Linked DNA regions of Homo sapiens: region 2 is linked to region 1. Evidence: read pairs that join two places in POLR2A ChIA-PET (ENCODE). Cell type or tissue: GM12878. All regions are shown on one strand. Links, peaks and the distances in the headings refer to the core of each region. The heading gives the core; the rest is flanking DNA. Region 1 overlaps RBM33 (RNA binding motif protein 33). Region 2 has its middle 32 kb from the start of RBM33-DT.

Evidence for each region. Peaks named below come from ENCODE experiments on the same cell type or tissue, not always from the same donor. Only the 100,000 strongest peaks of a DNase experiment are listed, where the experiment ranks them.
Region 2: POLR2A ChIA-PET joins it to region 1 with 11 read pairs; 3 of 35 experiments call an interaction of 5 or more read pairs at or near these places.

Annotation. Positions count from the first base shown.
Region 1 is chr7:155,672,019-155,681,638 of GRCh38, forward strand. RBM33 (RNA binding motif protein 33) reads left to right here. Exons shown (of 18, transcript NM_053043.3): 3 at 849-897; 4 at 6,590-6,666; 5 at 8,572-8,890. Among named protein-coding and RNA genes, the nearest start is that of RBM33, 32 kb to the left of the region's middle. RefSeq lists an enhancer at 5,238-5,287. In GM12878, for the core only: no CTCF peak of the experiment used is centred there; a DNase peak (open chromatin) is centred at 5,132; H3K4me3 peaks cover 505 bases; H3K27ac peaks cover 1,960 bases.
Region 2 is chr7:155,607,199-155,616,818 of GRCh38, forward strand. No RefSeq gene overlaps it. Among named protein-coding and RNA genes, the nearest start is that of RBM33-DT, 32 kb to the right of the region's middle. In GM12878, for the core only: no CTCF peak of the experiment used is centred there; no DNase peak of the experiment used is centred there.

The sequences.
Region 1 (9,620 bases), core at 747-8,746:
CTGATACGACATCCATGTTATACAAAGCTAATTTCCCTTAGTTACTGTGATTTGATTTTATGTTCTCGTTCGTTTTTAAAATTTATTTTTTTTTTCAGTTTCTTTTGGTTTGATGAATGTCAAACGGTCTCTAGTGGTTTTGGTTTTTATCTTCCTAATCAATTATATTGTGCATCTTTTCCTTCTTCATTAAGGTTTTTAAAGATAGGAGAAAGCTTAGATATGACTTACTATATTACAGTTTCTGCTTTTACTGATTATTCAACAGACCCAAAGAGATTAAGATCCCATATTAAGGTACAAAACTAAGATTAGAAGTATAGTGAGGCACTACCTATAGCAAAGCCTCCCCATACTTAAAAAGATAAAATGTTCTCTGTGCATTTGAAAATACATTTTTATTATTAATAAAGAAAGAGGAAAGCATAGCAAACTTAATGTAAAAGTATCCAAGCTGGCCGGGCATGGTGGCTCATGCCTGTAATCCCAACACTTTGGGAGGCCAAGGCAGGCGGATCATGAGGTCAGGAGTTCGAGACCAGCCTGGCCAACATGGTGAAATCCCGTCTCTACTAAAGATACACAAAATTAGCCGGGCATAATGTAATCCCAGCTACTTGGGAGGCTGAGGCAGGAGAATTGCTTGAGCCTGGGAGGCAGAGGTTGCAGTCAGCTGAGATTGCACCATTGTACTCCATCCTGGGCAACACGGTGAGGCTTTGTCTCAAAAAAAAAAAAAAAAAAAAAGGTACCTGAGCTGTAGAGTTCTTGGTAAATTTCCAAGTGATCTACAAACTTGCAAGTCTTATGGGAATAATCATTGACATGTCTCTTTTTTTTCTCCCAAGTGAACTTGAAGATGATTTACTTGGAGAAGATTTGCTATCTGGCAAAAAGGTAAGAAGTTTATGTCCTTCTGAGATGAAATACTAGTCATTTAATTATACTTAACATACAGCAGTAATCACTTATACATGGGTTTCATTACTGGAAAGTTGGGTATAGATTAAAATTTTGTAAACTGAATTATTTTTTAAGTGCGCAGGGAATTGACTGTTTATTAGTAAATTCTCTGGTAATTATAACTCAAGAAATAAATCCTTGAAGATTAGTTCCTACTTTGTCCAAGGCACTCTGGCAGTTACTGGATTGTGACAGCGTTAACATAGAGTTATTCCTTGCCATAACAGAAAGTCACATTTGGAGGTGAATATTTTGCATACTTGTTCTGGATTTCACTTTTTGGAGGCATTCAGAGATAAGCTTAAAGGTAAACATACTCAAATATAATAAACATTAAAATAAATAAAAGTCTAAAACCTAATGTAGGTTTTTCTAAATCTTTTTGATGAAATAAAAAATTTGTATATCTATTTATATATATTGTGTGTGTGTGTGTGTGTGTGTGTGTGTGTGTGTGTGTATGTGTATATATACCCACATATATATATACATACACGTGTGTATATATATACACACATATATACATACACACGTGTATATATATACACACATATATACATACACACGTGTATATATATACACACATATACATACACACGTGTATATATATATACACACATATACATACACACGTGTATATATATACACACATATACATACACACGTGTATATATACACACATATACATACACACGTGTATATATATACACACATATATACATACACACGTGTATATATATACACACACATATATACATACACACGTGTATATACGCGCGCATGCGCGCACACACACACACACACACACACACACACACACCCCTACCAGTATATTTCGGACATTATAAAACACATAAAAGTAGAATGTATAGCGAGAAAGTGAAATACTACATTTTTTAAATTTTATTAACAGTTTAAAAACACTTTCTGTTCTCATTATCAAGATAGTTTAGGCTTAGTTTTTTTTTTTTTTTTTTTTTTTTTTTTTTTTGAGACACAGTCTTACTCTTGCCCAGGCTGGAGTACAGTGGCACCATCTTGGCTCACTGCAAGCTTCTAGAAGTGATTACTGCATCATTAGCCTGCAGGTCGCCTGGCTTTGGCCTAACCCTGCTTTCCCTCCTTTAGATGGCTCTGTCATCACTTCTAACACTTAAGAGTTAGTGTGGTTAGTTAGTTGTAAATCCACCTGATTTAATAGGAGTAAACTGAAATACATCCGTATAAGTTGAACATGAAAGCCCAGTGAGAGAGCCTCGTAGTTGGTCCATCTTGTAGTGTGACGTCTGGAGTGTGAGTGGGATGTTCAGTCCTTCTTTGTCATGGTCACTGGGGGAAAAGGCTCCTGTTTTTATACTCTATTGGGGAATTATTTTGCATACTCTTCTAGGTGCTCTCACTTGTATTTTTGTACCTAAAGTGGCTACTTTTTTCTTCGTATTTAAGATGCTTTAATGGAGAATAAGTTAGATATTAAAAGGTTTAAATGTAGTAAAATACTTTGCCATGAGGTTGGATTTCTATCTCTAGGCAAGCCTCATGTCATGGTTTGCCCTGTGTTTCTTTCCAGAAAGCTGTGATAATTCCCTTTTGATTTACATGTGACCTCCTCTCATAAAAGCTTTGGGGTCAGGACTGTTATCAATAAAGATGGAGAAATACTATTTGGTTTGGACAGTAATGCTGACTGTTCTGGGGGAAGTCATCTTACTTTTCTCAGTTGAGCTGATTGTTGTAAGTTGCTCATGTGGGCTGGAACCGGAGCATGCCCAGTGACAGTGCATTCCGACGCCTCAGTGGAGGGGCTGTATCTGCTTTGGACATTTTGGAAGTGTGTTTACTTTGGAACAGGAGATGTGTCTCTCATTTCCTCTTCTCTGTTCTTTCCTAACATAAAATAAATGCATTGTACCTTATAGGAATCAAGGCATTGAAAATATATAAAAAAAGAAAGCCTTAAAAAGATGTAAACAGTCGTGACTAACATTTTGCCATCTGTCTTTTATTCTTTTCCCATGTGTTTTTAAATATGACCAAAATATAGGCTGGGCATGGTGGCTCACGCCTATAATCCCAGCACTTTGGGAAGCTGAGGCAGGTGGACCACTTGAGGTCAGGAGTTGGAGACCAGCCTGGCCAACATGGTGAAACCCCGTCTCTGCTAAAAATACAAAAATTAGCCGGGCATGGTGACATGAACCTGAAATCCCAGTTACTCGGGAGGTTTACTTGAACCTGGGAGGCGGAGGTTGCAGTGAACCGAGATCACGCCACTGTACTCTAGCCTGGGAGACGGAGTGAGACTCCGTCTCAAAAAAAAAAAAAAAAAAAAAAGAATTATAGATATAAAACGTTACTTTTTTTTTAATTTAACATTGTATCATTGGCATTTCTCCCTTGTCATTAGGGTTATTTTAAAATATTTTATAATGGCAACATAACATTGAATGTTTGTATATGCTACAGTGTCCCTAGTCACTCCTGTGTACATTGAGGTTGTTTCCAGCTCATTGCTTATGACTTTTTTTTAAACCCTTTTTGTGGAAGATCTCAAGCATACACAAAAGAGGAGAGGGCAGTATCGTTTACTCTCAGGTGTCCGTCGTCCAGCCTCAGCAATTTTAGTTAAAGGCTGTTTTGCTTCCTGTTTACGCACTCACTCCCTACCTCCTGAATCATTTTGATGTAAATCTCAAGCATTATGATGATATTTTAATGGACAAATCTTACTATGCTTTTGGGATTTTTTTCTTAGGAAGTTTCTGTAAAGAGGAATTCTGGCCTGAGGGTGGAAACATTTAATGGTTCTTGTCTTGTATTGCCAATTTACCTTCCAGAAATGTTTGATCCACTTATGTTCCTAGCAGCAGGGAATAAGCATTGCCCTCAATTTTCCATTCCCTGTTCGATACTACTTTTTAAAAAGAATCTTTGTCAGTGTGATAGATGAAAAATGATTTCTGCTTGGTTTAATTTCTATTTATTTGATTTCTAGTGAGAATGGAATTTTTTTTCACGTGTTTATTAGCGAGTTAATTACTACAGGGTCTATGAATGGAGTTCACATGATGAGTACACTGGCTACCTGAACAATTTTTTTCTCCCACTGGGGTCCCCACGAAATGCACAATGATGAGCCTTTGCTTGGAGAGACTCCTAAGGCGCAGATAGCCCGAGGGAGGCGCATAGTACTGAGAAAGGCACACGGGTCAGACTGTCAGGGACAAGTTCATTCGTGTCAAGAAGGTTGTTAGTGCTCAGTTTTAAATAATTAAGGTTTCAAACTGAGGTTAAAGCAGGCTGACGTGACCAGGCTAGAGCTTTTAGGAAGTGGGTAAGAGTGAGGTGGAAGTTGGCTGCCAGCTTGCAGTTCCTTCTTCAGCTTTTGTATTTAACTTCATCAACTCGTGTTGGACAGACATTCTCCTGTTACATTGAGGTGGCTCTGTTTCATAGATGCCTGTGTTGGAGAATGTTTTGGGAACCATTTTCTTCCCATTTTTAAACTCTGGCTATTCCATGAAGGTTTTATGTTCTTGGGAGTATTGGAGAGAACCATTCTTTTTCTTTCATACTTGTTTCTCTCCCCATGGGAGAAATGACCTGTTTGGAAAGATTGAGAGAAAGGATTTCACTAGCATCTGTGGCCACTTTATCTTCATCTCTTGGGATCTGTGGCCCTGATTTCCTGCAGACCATCCTGAGCAGAACCCCCTGGAGCCCGAGAAAACTGTTCGCTCCAGTTCTTTAGGATGTGTTGAAATCAGCTTTGGCCTCAAGGATGTAGCCTAGCTCTCCATTCCAGCTTTCTCAGTGAAGTGGATATTGTGCTTATCACCTCCTGTGTCTGTTAGTAGGTTTAAAAGCCAGAGAGGAAAGTTGAATAATCCTCAAAGGAGATTTGACTCCCACGAGGGCTCACCCACCACAGTACACATTCCCTTTCTATTTGCTTGATGCCTTCTTGGCTCATTGATTTTTGAGAAATACTAAGAGTTTAACTAAAAAGCTCAGAGAAACAGCCTCTCGAATGAAATTTGTCTCTCATTGAATTATTAATTTTTAAAGCTTTCCTGAAGTTTTATTTACTGAGTTGGACAGCCAAACTGAGGTTTGTCTGTGGTAGGCCTGGCTCATAGCTCTCACTTTCATAATGGCATTTCCTTTCAGTCTCAGAACTGGCCCTGTGTGGATGACAGATTATATGGTCACCTAACGGAAACTTCATTTTCTTTTTTTCTTTTTTTTTTTTTTTGAGATGGAGTTTCGTTCTTGTTTCCCAGGCTGGAGTGCATTGGCTCACTGCAACCTCCACTTTCCGATTTCAAGCAATTCTCCTGCCTCAGCCTCCCGAGTAGCTGGGACTACAGGCGCCCCTCACCACGCCTGGCTAATTTTTTGTACTTTTAGTAGAGTCAGGGTTTCACCATGTTGGCCAGGTTGGTCTTGAACTCCTGACCTCAAGTGATCCATCTGCCTTGGCCTCCCAAAGTGTTGGGATTACAGGCATGAGCCACTGCGCCCAGCCAGAAACTTCATTTTCTGTCAGTTAAGCAGTCCGTTTTGTTATCACACATATCTGTTCTCCCTTCTGCAAATAAACTGAGTATGTATCCTGTGTTATTTTATTTTTATCTTATTGTGGTGTCAGTGATTAGGTTGAGTCCTGTGCGACTAAGAAGTGCTAATAAGATTATTTTTGGCTATCAGAAATACTGTAATAAAGTATACAGGTAAGTTTTTATAAGGTGTAACTACCAGAAAAAGACTGCTTGTTTGTTCACCTTTAAGAAGAAAAGCAAGTTGATTTTTCTGTCTTTACTTTTTAAGAATGAATATGTGTGAATGACAGTGTGTGTGTGGCTTTGACTGGCTTTCGTGAAGGGAGTAGTAATTTACATATACCATTTATACATATAAGTAATTTTAAAAAGGGAGGAACGTGTGAAGTAGTGTGAATAAGTAGTGAGACAGTGTGAATAACACCCCCCCAACCTAATCTAAGATGCTCAAATATATATAACCTAAGAAAACCTGGAACTCTTGACAGAATAGCTAGGCTCTCTCTCCTTATAGGTAGGAGTACCATCAAGAACAGGAGTGGGGAACTGAGCTGCTAACATTTATTTTCATACGTGATCTGTACTGGAAAAACCAAAGTTTTATAGTCTCATTTCAATTTAATGATTCAGTTATTTAAATCTTATTTCTAAAATTACACTTTTTGTGTTGTTTAAAAAATCTTTAGGTTTTGGATATTAGCATGTTAAATTTAGTAGTACCTTAAGGATATCTTTCTTTTTTTGTGTATTATAAGGAAATATTATTTGTTCGTAAGCTTCCACCAATGGACTTCTTACCTTTTCTCTTTTGTGTGAGAATAAATGTGATCGTTACACTTGGTGTTTTTACATTTAACTTGCCTGGGCACCTGAAGCTGAGCCCAGGAGGGATCCACATGCCTTGTGTGGGATTTCTTGATTATCCACTGGTGACCAGAAAGCCTTCCGGGTGGCAAACGTTTTAATATAAGGCTAGGAACAATTCAGTCAGTGTAATTTTGTGCTTTTTAACAAGTCTTTTTATGGAAGTGACACACATTAATTATATTTCTTATTTTAATTAGAATCAGTCGGATTTGTCAGATGAAGAGCTAAATGATGATCTTTTGCAGAGTGATAATGAAGATGAAGAAAATTTCAGGTACTCAATATTACCTCATTATAAATGTTCTTTATTTAACTAAATTGATAGGAACTGTTATTTATAATTATAATGGAATGTAATTGAATAATGTAGCCTTATATCTTTAACACATGATTACATTCTAAATGGAATACTAGTAATAACTGTAGAAGCCATATGGATGTTCTGTAAACAGAGCAGCTGTTTAAAATAAGCAGTTCTTGGCCAGGCGTTGTAGCTCGTGCCTATAAACCCAGCACTTTGGGAGGCTGAGGCAGGTGGATCACTTGAGGTCAGGAGTTTGAGACCAGCCTGGTTAACATGGTGAAACCCTGTCTCTACTAAAAATACAAAAATTAGCCAGGCGTAGTGGCCCGCGCCTATAGTCCCAGCTACTTGGAGGGCTGAAGCAGGAGAATTGCTTGATCCACAGAGGTGGAGGTTGCAGTGAGCCGAGATTGTGCCACTGCACTCCAGCCTGGGAGACAGAGTGAAACGCCGTCTTAAAAAAAAAAAAACAAAAAACAAAAAATCAGTAGGTCTTTCATTTAATGATCCCTGTGAGTTCTGTTCAGTGCAGGTTATGAAGATTTAGTATGGATATATGCTGCTTTTCTAAAGAATTCCTCTACTCGGATGGAGGGCAGTGGCTTGGGACTCTCAACACCATTGCAGTTCGATACTGCTGCATTTGTCTTCATTTTAGCCAGTTGATTTAGATCATTTACTGAATTACCATTTTGGGCACTTTGGGAGGTGCTACTTTAGACTCTAGTTGACTGATACGATGAATGTCTTTCTGTTGACATATAGTAAGCTATATTAAAAGAGGAGAGACACACTGGTAGGTGGAATAATAGTTTTTATTTTATGAGGAAACATCGGGAAAATGTAGACAAGCTCTTGTTATAAATGTAATTAACAAATATATGCCATTTATTATTGAGCCATGGATTTGTAACAGATTTTCTAACATAAAGTAATTTTTACAGGTAAAAATAAGTTTTAAATTATTCTACCAGTCAGATAAATTTCCCAATTCCATTCTTTGACATCACTGTTATATTTTAATCTTTTGAGTTAGATTGTCTTTTAGAAATACATCATTGAAGTTTTTTAGACACAGTATCTTGAAGTCTAAGAGGTGTATTAATTTTTTGTTAGGATTGAGTGCTATGTGTGAACACAGATTTGCACGATCTTACATGGGAAATGTTATCTTGCACCTTATTGTTTGGTATTTAACTGTTGTGATTTAATAGGTGGAACATGTTTTTTTTGCAGTTTCAAAACCTTTGTTATTTTACTTAGAAATTATGAACAATTTTTAAAGATATTTGTGACTAATATAAATTTATTTATTTGAACACTGAAATGTATTTTCACACAAATTTTTAATATTTTGATTTTCTTAAACAGGAGTTTATAATTTCTATCACAGATGTAAGAAAAAAATTGTTCTTAAAATTCCGATTCTGATTTTCTCCTTATAGAATAATACTCCTGTTTTTACTTTGAACTCTTAGCAGTTTCTGTCTATTTCATTTTGTAAATTAGAATGAAATATAGGCTATTTGATTTCAGTCTTGGACTTTTGCCACTCAGATGTGTTTCATCTGTGGTTGATTTAATTCATTTGGTCAAATAACCTGCAGCTGGTGATAAGTAGAGGGGCTATATGCATTGCCAGTCTGTGGCCGGCTCCATATAGCACAGTTAGCTCTGCTGTACGCATTAAGGGTTTAGGGCACTGGCTCTGTATAGCATTTTGAGTACTGTTGGAGTTAATGTGCATTTGTCAGTAACTGGAATAACTTTTTATCAGTCATGGTTTAAATCTTTGTAACAGCTATTTATATAATGATTTAGTTTGAGCTCCTCTCTTCATTGGGTGCTTTTTTTTTTTATTTTCGTCCTCTCTAGTTCTCAGGGTGTTACAATTAGTCTGAATGCTACATCTGGCATGGTTACATCATTTGAACTCTCTGACAACACTAACGACCAATCTGGAGAACAGGAATCTGAGTATGAACAAGAACAAGGAGAGGATGAACTGGTTTATCACAAATCTGATGGATCAGAATTGTATACTCAAGAGTACCCAGAAGAAGGACAGTATGAAGGCCACGAAGCTGAGTTGACAGAAGACCAAATAGAATATGTGGAAGAGCCAGAGGAGGAGCAGCTTTACACTGATGAAGTGTTAGACATCGAGATCAATGAACCTTTAGATGAATTTACAGTGAGTCTTTTCTCCTTTGTATGGCCAAAGATAACCTGGCTTCCCATGCATAGGCTTCTAGACTGATTTGAAATCTATTTACCTCCCCTGGGAGGGAGGGGAAATTAGACCTTATTATCACTCTCTGCCAGTTTCTTTATCTGAGCTATGACAAAGTTTGTGTTGACAGCTTGTTTGACCAGAGGTAATGCTCCTTTGTCATTCTGGAAGGCTGCAAAGAATCGTGACCTTGAGGATTGTACCCTAAGGAAGAAAACAGCTTTGTGTGGTGGGGATACACTGTCAATTGTTAGGAGTACTTAATGCAGAGCTTTTATCCTGGCTTTAGACAAGATCTGATAAAGTCCTTCTAAGGCGAAAAGATTATTGACCTGCTAAAGACATCTTTAAGGTGCTAATATTCCAGAGTGATTGATGTCCTGTTCATTCATCCTTTTTGTAGATGAGAACTGTCTAAACCTGAATAAAGAGATTGGAGGTTAGTTTAGGAAATGTCACATATAATTCGTTATCTATAATCAGGAAGCAAGATTGTGCTGATTTTTTATTTCAGAAAGATGATTTTGGTAGGTAGTTTTTTTTTTTCAAAGTTGAACCAACAAGAAAGAAAAAATGTACTAGTGTAAGATTCTCACCTTTAAATGACTCATTATCAAAAGAGATTTGTTTTTTAAAATAAGCATGTAACGAAATTTATGAGGGAAGGATGTGATCTCAGTAGCTGTAGTAG
Region 2 (9,620 bases), core at 1,101-9,100, 64 kb before region 1:
CTGCACTCCAGCCTGGGTGACAGACAGAGGGAGACTCCGTCTCAAAAAAAAAAAAAAGAAAAAAGAAATAGATGCCAGAGGCCAGGTGCAGTGGCTCACGCCTGTGATCCCAGCACTTTGGGAGGCCGAGGCAGGCAGGTCATGAGGTCAAGAGATCAAGACCATCCTGGCCAACATGGTGAAACCCCTTTTTTACTAAAAATACAAAAATTAGCCAGATATGGTGGCATGCACCTGTAGTCCCAGCTACTCGGGAGGCTGAGGCAGGAGAGTCACTTGAACCCAGGAGGCGGAGGTTGCAATGAGCCGAGATCACGCCACTGTACTCCAGCTGGGCAACAGAGCAAGACTCCGTCTCAAAAAAAAAAAAAAAAAAGAAATGACATAGCCACACTGAAGGGGAGTGAGCAAGAGAAGAACCAGCCTAGGTACGTTTGGGAAATAGCATTTTTACCAGATTCTCTAAAACTCGAAGGGTTTTCCAATGGCCAAATCTGTGACATTTTGAACATCATAAGTAATGATTATAATGAATTATAATTCATAGAATAAAATGGAAAATCAGGATTCCATCTGGCATAAAGAAAGAATTGAATGCTTAAATAAATGGGAAATAGCGAAAGCTCTTCCTTGCAGTAGCATCACAAGTAATACATGCAGAATTATGAAGTTGTACAGTCATCATTTGGCACCCATCATCATAATAATTCAGCAAGAACCATCAATGGATGCTAAGCTTGTGGGGGAAGTTTGATTAGGAACAGCATATTCACACAGCCTCGAAGTATCTCTCCATACGTAGATACATATTACACAGGGAAAAGGGAATTCCCAGTGGAAAGACCTGGCAGACACCCTATTGACCGAGTGAGAAGAGTTACCATCAGCAGGAACAGGACAAACCGACTGAGGCACAGAGAAGCATCCCTCCTGGGGTTTCCTGCCCAAAATGCATAGCGAAGCCCTCAGACAAACTGAGCAACACTCTGCAAAATAACTGGCTAGCGCTCTTCGAAAGTGACAAGGTCGTCACGAAGTGACAAGGTCATAATAAAATGAAGACTGAGGATCTGTTCCAGATTAAGTAAAAATTAAGAAACATGACAACTGGCCAGGCGTGGGGACTCACGCCTGTAATCCCAGCACTTTGGGAGGCCAAGGCGGGCGGATCATGAGGTCAGGAGATTGAGACTATCCTGGCTAACACAGTGAAACCCTGTCTCTACTGAAAATACAAAAAAATTAGTTGGGCGTGTTGGCAGGCACCACCAGTCCCAGCTACTTGGGAGGCTGAGGCAGCAGAATGGCATGAACCTGGGAGAGCTTGCAGTGAGCTGAGATTGCGCCACTGCACTCCAGCCTGGGCCTCCGTCTCAAAAAAAAAAAAAAAAAAAAAAAAAAAAAAAGGAGAAAGAAAAAGAAAGAAACATGACAACTAAATGCAACATGTGATCCTGAATTCGATCCTGGACCAGAAAAATGCAGATTCGTGGCCCTGACCCAAGACCTCCTGAATCAGAACATCTCATGTTAAGGCCCAGGAATCTGAATTCTAATTGGCACCATGTGACTCTTCAGTGCACTAAAGTTGAGAACGATATGGCTGTGATCTTATCACATGACAGGCATGACTCAAACGATCCAGCAAACATATCCAGGACATTTACAAATGGCGAAAGGTGTTGTGAGGGAAAGGTGGAGGGAATGATGACCTCAGACCACACAAAACACAGATGGGATCAGATGGGAACAGGGGAAGGCTTGGGGAAAGTCTCCCTGAGGAAGTGGCCTTTGAAATGAGACCTGGGAAACAGATGGGTCGAGGAGACACAGAGATGGGGAAGAGCGGCCAAGACGGAGAGAATCGCTGATGGAGAAATCCTAAAAAGGAAGGGGACGTGGAGATTTGGAGGAATTGATGTTAACCGAGGATACCAAAATTGCAACCCAGCCTTACTCAGCTCATGAAGGTGACAAGTGTGGCTCTCGAGGAGTTTCACAAGCACCTGGTGGGCTTCCCGGCCCTTGAACTCAAGGCCTTGTCTTCACACTGAGAAACTGCAGAAAATTCCACGATGAGATTCAAACACGATTAGTTTAGCGTTTTCTCTTCCTGCCTGGCATAGCCTCAACATTCAGCATATGTCTTCAGCGGGGAGCAGGCCGAGTGTTTGAGACCCATCAAGTCGCCCTAATCCCATGTGGCTGCTGACACCATGCTGTCCCCCATCCCCAGCAGCAGCCCTGTCCAGCCTGAACTCACATTTGCTCCCCAGAGCCCTGCCCTGCACCCTCGGCCCCTTGGGTTCACATCACTCCCGTGGCCCTCGGAAGCTTTGAGAGAGATTACAGTGGAATCGTATGCACTCACTCAAGCTATGTTATAAGGAGTGGTTTATAAAGTCATATAAAAGATATTATCACGTTAAATGAAAAAATATACAAACTTACTTATAAAATATTATTATAGTTTATTTTTAAATTAATAGCACTATAAATTCTCCCGTAAGGACACCCTCCCTTAACCAGTCAAACATCAAAAGAGACTAGCCAGGGCTTGCTACTCCATCCACTCCGCAATGCTCTGCAACCTGGCCAGCTCTGCTTCAGCCCCTGTAGGTCATGAGTGGAGGATGTAGAAGTCTTTGGGGACTGGATCCAGAGTCCCGAGAAGTCTGGAGACCAGCCCCAACAATGGACTAAAGACCTTCAGGGGGTCAAATCTGGCGGCCAAATGCAGAGCGTCCAGTCCACACCCGTGTGGCCCACCCAGGAGCTCGGCCTAAATGAGGCATCTCTGTCTGTTCAGGCTGTGATAGCCCAACACCAAAGACTGATGGCTCAGACAACAGACATTTCCCTCTCACAGTTCTGGAGGCTGGAGGCTGCGATCAGGTGCTGCCATGGCCGGGTTCTGGGGAGGGTTCACTTCCTGGTTTACAGAAGGCTGGCTTTTCTTTGTATCCTCACATAGCAGAGAGAGGTCATCTTTCTGGGGTCTCTTTTAGAAAGGCACCAGTCCCATTCACGATGGCTCCACCCTCATGACCTAATCACCTGCCACCGACCTTGCTTCCAAATACCGTGCCATCGGGGGTTGTGGTTTCCGGGTATGAATTTGGGAGGAGGATGCAAACACGCAGTCCATAACAGGAGGCATCCAGATATGGTGCAGGGTTGGTCTTCCACCAAGGCAAAGCAGCATGCATGGGCACCCATGCTGGGAGCCACCCAGGCTATTTTCGTTTGGCTGCTGAGGGCGTGGGTAATGACACGCCTCAAACTCATCTGCAGCACTTCATGAGAACGATTTGTGTAGAAGTTGCCAATCACCCCCTAGTTGCCAAGTCTGGTCACCTTTTCAGTCTGTACCTCACTTCTCTATGGCCTTCCACACTGCAGACCACTTTCCCCTGGAAACCCACGCTGACTTGGCTTCTGTGACCCCCCTCCTGCCTGTTTCCTGCTGCTCTGCTCTCCTCCTGTCCACTTCCCCTAGACTTTCGCATTCCCTGGGTCTCCACGTGCAGCCTCTGCTCTTCTCACACTTGCTCCCCCGAGGCTATCACCTTCAAAGCCATAGCGTCCCGCAACACTCACACCTGATGCGGGAAAATCTACGTCTCCCACTCAGATGTTTTGCTAAACGCCACACTGGCCATGGACACCTGCGGACCAGAATGTGACACAGCATTTGGCAGTTCACAGGGTCGGGATGTTCCTCTCCTGCTCACTCCCTGCTGCTTCCCCTTTTGTGTTCCCTCCCTGGGTCCTGGAAGCCATCCCAGCCTCTTTCCTCCCACTCTCCTGCTACATCCTACCCAGTTGGTTCCTAAGTGGTGTGGATTCTGCCTCTCAGATCTTCCTCCCCCGTTACCACTGCCAAGTGTCTTTGTTTACTTTGCTCCTAAATAACCACATAGCTTTAGTATCACTTAGGGGTTTTTGTTGGTTTTTGTAGCAGACAAGGTGTTGAAGGGAAGGCACACAGGTGAGGAGCTCACAGAAGGACAGGGACGCCAGGTAGGATGGAGAACCACACTTGGGAAGCACAGGGCGGGGCAGCTCCAGGTGGGAGAAGCACAGGACCCCAATTGTTCTTCATCCTTGAGCCAGTCTGCTCAAGATTCCAAGCCCTGGCACGAGAGGAGGTGTCACATGCTCACCTCTCAGCTGCAGGAGGCAGCCGATGGGAGACCCCTGATGGGAAGCCTCCGACCTGGGGGAGAAGGGATTGTCCAAAAAGGAAACTGAAGCACTGTTACCAAAGAAGAGGCGCCCCACATCAACCACCACTCACTACAGCCTCTTCTTGGCTTCCCCAGCCCTAGTCTTCCCCTTGCTCCACCCACCTGCTTGCCCCATGGACTTCCTTGATCTTTCATAAAAGTCGATTTTGTTGTTTCTTTGCTTAGAATCCTTTCGCAGCTCCCCACGGCTTCCCATGTAGCCAAGAATATGCACGATGTTACTTGTCCATCCTTCCCATCCACACTTTTTTTTTTTTGCCACAGAGTCTCTGTTGCCCAGGCTGGAGTGCAATGGCTCCATCTCAGCTCACTACTACCTCCGCCTCCCGGGTTCAGGCAATTCTCCTGCCTCAACCTCCCGAGTAGCTGGGATTACAGGCGCCCACCACCACACTCGGCTAATTTTTTGTATTTTTAGTAAAGGTGGAGTTTCACCATGTTGGCCAGGCTGGTCTTGAACTCCTGACCTCAGGTGATCCACCCACCTCAGCCTCCCAATATGTGCTGGGTTTACAGGCTTGAGTCACTGCGCCCAGCCCCCATCCACACCTTTGTTCCACTTCCCAAGCTCCTTGCCATTTATTTTGAGTTCCTTCCTGCCTCGATGACCAACCTGGCAGCCTTTAGGGGTGAAGCAGTCAATTGGTTTCCTGAGGCTCAATTTCCGCAGGGCACTTTTTAAAAAACCCTCTGGAAATGTAAAGTGATGGCCAAAATTCTATTACTAGAATTCCACTCAAGAGGAGTACTACTTTTGAAAAGTACTTTATGCCACTCCCTCCCCACCTAAAGGACAAACAGGAAGGCCTTGAGACTGCCTTCTGAAGATGGTGGGCTTGGCTCCTGCAAGCTCCCGAGGTCCTGCCATGAGGCCTGAGCATTTGAGGGCACTTGACATAGTGAAGGGGAGCTGAGGGTCTCCTTCTTCACATCTCTATCACGCATAACTTGGTTTCTTCTTTAGATAAATTATTTTTAGCCTGGGCAACATAGCGAGATCTCATCTCTCATGAAAATAAAAATAAAAAATTAGCCAGGTGTAGTGATACGTGCCTATAGTCCCAGCTCCTCTGGAGGCTGGGGCAGGAGGATCACTTGAGCCCAGGAGTTAAGGCTGCAGTGAGCTATGATCACACCACTGCACTCCAACCTGGGTCAGAGATAAGAATAAAGTCACAGCACTTGTAGCACTGTGGCAAATGCCTTCTCTCCACCCATTTTCCTTACTAGTTTCTTCCCAAACTCAGCTGTCCCCTTTGGGCAGCTCCCGACAGCCACTGTGCAGCCCCTCACACCTCTGACCCACTTCTTCAGTTGTCTCCTGTTCGTCTACTTCCCCTGGGATCCTGAAGATTCTGGATGGCAGGAACGAGCTCTTATTTGACTATTTTCACCCCTGGCCATGTGCTCAGCACATCAGCACGTGCTCGATGGATGTGCAGGTGCACATTTGCTTTCTGTTGTTGGAAAATCTCGAACCTCATTTCTAAAATATCAGTTTTCCCGAGAAAAACCTTAATGACTTGTTTTGGGTTACTTTTTTTTTTTTTTTTTTTGAGACAGCGTCTCGCTCTGTCACCCAGGTTGGATTGCAGTGTTGCCATCTCGGCTCACTGCAAGCTCTGCCTCCCGGGTTCACGCCGTTCTCCTAACTCAGCCTCCCGAGTAGCTGGGACTACAGGCGCCCACCACCACACCCGGCTAATTTTTTGTATTTTTAGTAGAGACGGGGTTTCACCGTGTTAGCCAGGATGGTCTCGATCTCTGACCTCGTGATCTGCCCACCTCGGCCTCTCAAAGTGCTAGGATTACAGGTGTGAGCCACTGCGCCTGGTAGTTTTGGGTTACTTTTGATTCCAAAGGAGATTTCAGAGAACTTTGTGTAAAAAATAAGGTAGGATGGATCTTCCTACAAAGCTCAACTCAACCTAAAAAAAAAGTTCTTGGGTAGTTTTAATTCATTGAAACATCTCAAATTAGCTCTAAAAATCAATGTCCAGCTGATAAATGAAAAGTGTGATGGGTGGCCTCCATCCCATCTCCATATTTAACTCAAAAACAACTTTGAATAAAACATTGCTCTTGGCAGGGTGTGGTGGCTCACACTTGTAATCCCAGCACTTTGGGAGGCCAAGGTGGACAGATTGCTTGAGACCAGGAATCCAAGGCCAGCCCAGGCTAGATGGTGAAAATCTGTCTCTACAAAAAATTAGTTGGGTGTGGCGATGTGCGCCTGTAATCCCAGCTACGTGGGAGGCTGAGATGGGAGGATCGCTTAAGCCAGGAGGAGGAGGTTGCAGTGAGCTGAGATCACACCACTTCACTCCAGCCTGGGCGATGGAGCAAGAGCTTGTCTCAAAAAATAAAAAAAAATAAAAAAAAAAAGACAGAAAAGAAAAAAAATGCTTTTTGATTTTTCAAATGTTAAAGATTCCAGACTAATAGAGCTGATGTTTTCTAATATTTATAGTGATAAATGTTTACAAATAAAACTAATCCATGGAAAACAAGGTACTGTGACAGAAAGGAATTCACAGACTCCAGAGATGCTACCATCACAGGGATAGAGAAGGAAAGCCTGCTTTCTTTTATGATGATGCAGTCCTACAGACATCCAACAAGTCTTAGAGGTTAATATAACAAACCTAGTCTAAAACACGTTGAATTCACTATGAACCACCATCCAGCGCCTCCCCATGATGTCACCACTGTGCAGAATGTCTGTCATGCTTGTACACACCTTTATACTTTGGCTTTATGTGAAAGGTTACTTTATATATTTCTAACCTGTTGTTTGATACTTTGTTTCTGAGCTCTTTCCATGTTGGTGTGCAAAGCTCTCGCTCATTATTTTGTGATTTTATCACAATCTGTTTAACCAGGCTTTTAAAAAAATCAGGATTTAGATATTGTCTTTTATGTTTTTATTTGTTTGGGTTCTTTGCTTGTATTTTCTCCTATCAACAACACCGCAAGGGCCTCTGTTTCACATCTTCTCCTGTGTATGCAAGAAAGTCTTTAGGGGCTGTAACTCGTAGTGAAATTGCTGGGTAGAAGAGAATGTTCCAGTTCAACTGCATTAGGTATTGCCAAGTTACTCTTCAAAATGATTGCTCTAGTGCAGCAGTCCCCAAACTTTTTAGCACCAGGGATCAGTTTTGTGGAAGACAATTCTTCCATGTATGGGGCATTGGAGGGATGGTTTTGAGATGAAACTGTTCCACCTCAGATCACGAGGCATTAGATTATCATAAGGAGCACACAACCTAGATCCCTTGCATGTACAGTTTGCAATAGGGTTCTCACTCCTATGACAATCTAATGCTGCCGCGATCTGACAGGAGGCGGAGCTCGGGTGGTTATGCTGCCTTGCCCGCCGCTCACCTCCTGCTGTGTGGACTGGTTCCTCACCAGAGGTTGGGAGCCTGTGGTCTAGGGTATGCTTCTACCAGCATACATGCTCTCACTGGCACTCATTATTGTCCAGCTTTTACGTTTCTACCAACCTGATGGGTGTGAAGTGGTATTTCTGTGTTTTAATGTGTGTACTCTGATGGATGTGAAGTGGTATTTCTGTGTTTTAATTTGTGTTCCCTGATGGGTGTGAAGTGGTATTTCTGTGTTTTAACGTGTGTACCCTGATGGGTGTGAAGTGGTATTTCTGTGTTTTAATTTGTGTACCCTGATGGGTGTGAAGTGGTATTTCTGTGTTTTAATTTGTGTACCCTGATGGGTGTGAAGTGGTATTTCTGTGTTTTAAGGTGTGTACCCTGATGGGTGTGAGGTGGTATTTCTGCCTTTTAACGTGTGTACCCTGATGGGTGTGAGGTGGTATTTCTGTGTTTTAAGGCGTGTACCCTCATGGGTGTGAGGTGGTATTTCTGTGTTTTAATGTGTGTACCCTGATGGGTGTGAGGTGGTATTTCTGCATTTTAACGTGTGTACCCTGATGGGTGTCAGGTGGTATTTCTGTGTTTTAAGGCGTGTGCCCCGATGGGTGTGAAGTGGTATTTCTGTGTTTTAAGGCGTGTACCCTGATGGGTGTGAAGTGGTATTTCTGCATTTTAACGTGTGTACCCTGATGGGTGTGAGGTGGTATTTCTGCATTTTAACGTGTGTACCCTGATGGGTGTGAAGTGGTATTTCTGTGTTTTAAGGTGTGTACCCTGATGGGTGTGAGGTGGTATTTCTGTGTTTTAAGGCATGTACCCTGATGGGTGTGAAGTGGTATTTCTGTGTTTTAAGGCGTGTACCCTGATGGGTGTGAGGTGGTATTTCTGCATTTTAACGTGTGTACCCTGATGGGTGTGAAGTGGTATTTCTGTGTTTTAAGGTGTGTACCCTGATGGGTGTGAGGTGGTATTTCTGTGTTTTAAGGTGTGTACCCTGATGGGTGTGAAGTGGTATTTCTGTGTTTTAAGGCGTGTACCCTGATGGGTGTGAGGTGGTATTTCTGTGTTTTAATTTGTGTACCCTGATGGGTGTGAAGTGGTATTTCTGTGTTTTAAGGCATGTACCCTGATGGGTGTGAAGTGGTATTTCTGTGTTTTAAGGCGTGTACCCTGATGGGTGTGAGGTGGTATTTCTGTGTTGTAATGTGTGTACCCTGATGGGTGTGAGGTGGTATTTCTGTGTTTTAATTTGTGTACCCTGATGGGTGTGAAGTGGTATTTCTGTGTTTTAAGGCGTGTACCCTGATGGGTGTGAAGTGGTATTTCTGTGTTTTAAGGCGTGTACCCTGATGGGTGTGAGGTGGTATTTCTGTGTTGTAACATGTGTACCCTGATGGGTGTGAGGTGGTATTTCTGTGTTTTAACGTGTGTACCCTGATGGGTGTGAGGTGGTATTTCTGCATTTTAACGTGTGTACCCTGATGGGTGTGAAGTGGTATTTCTGTGTTTTAAGGCGTGTACCCTGATGGGTGTGAAGTGGTATTTCTGTGTTTTAAGGCGTGTACCCTGATGGGTGTGAGGCGGTATTTCTGTGTTGTAATGTGTGTACCCTGATGGGTGTGAGGTGGTATTTCTGTGTTGTGACATGTGTACCCTGATGGGTGTGAGGTGGTATTTCTGTGTTTTAACGTGTGTACCCTGATGGGTGTGAGGTGGTATTTCTGCATTTTAACGTGTGTACCCTGATGGGTGTCAGGTGGTATTTCTGCATTTTAACATGTGTACCCTGATGGGTGTGAGGTGGTATTTCTGTGTTTTAAGGCGTGTACCCTGATGGGTGTGAAGTGGTATTTCTGTGTTTTAAGGCGTGTACCCTGATGGGTGTGAAGTGGTATTTCTGTGTTTTAAGGCATGTACCCTGATGGGTGTGAGGTGGTATTTCTGTGTTGTAACGTGTGTACCCTGATGGGTGTGAGGT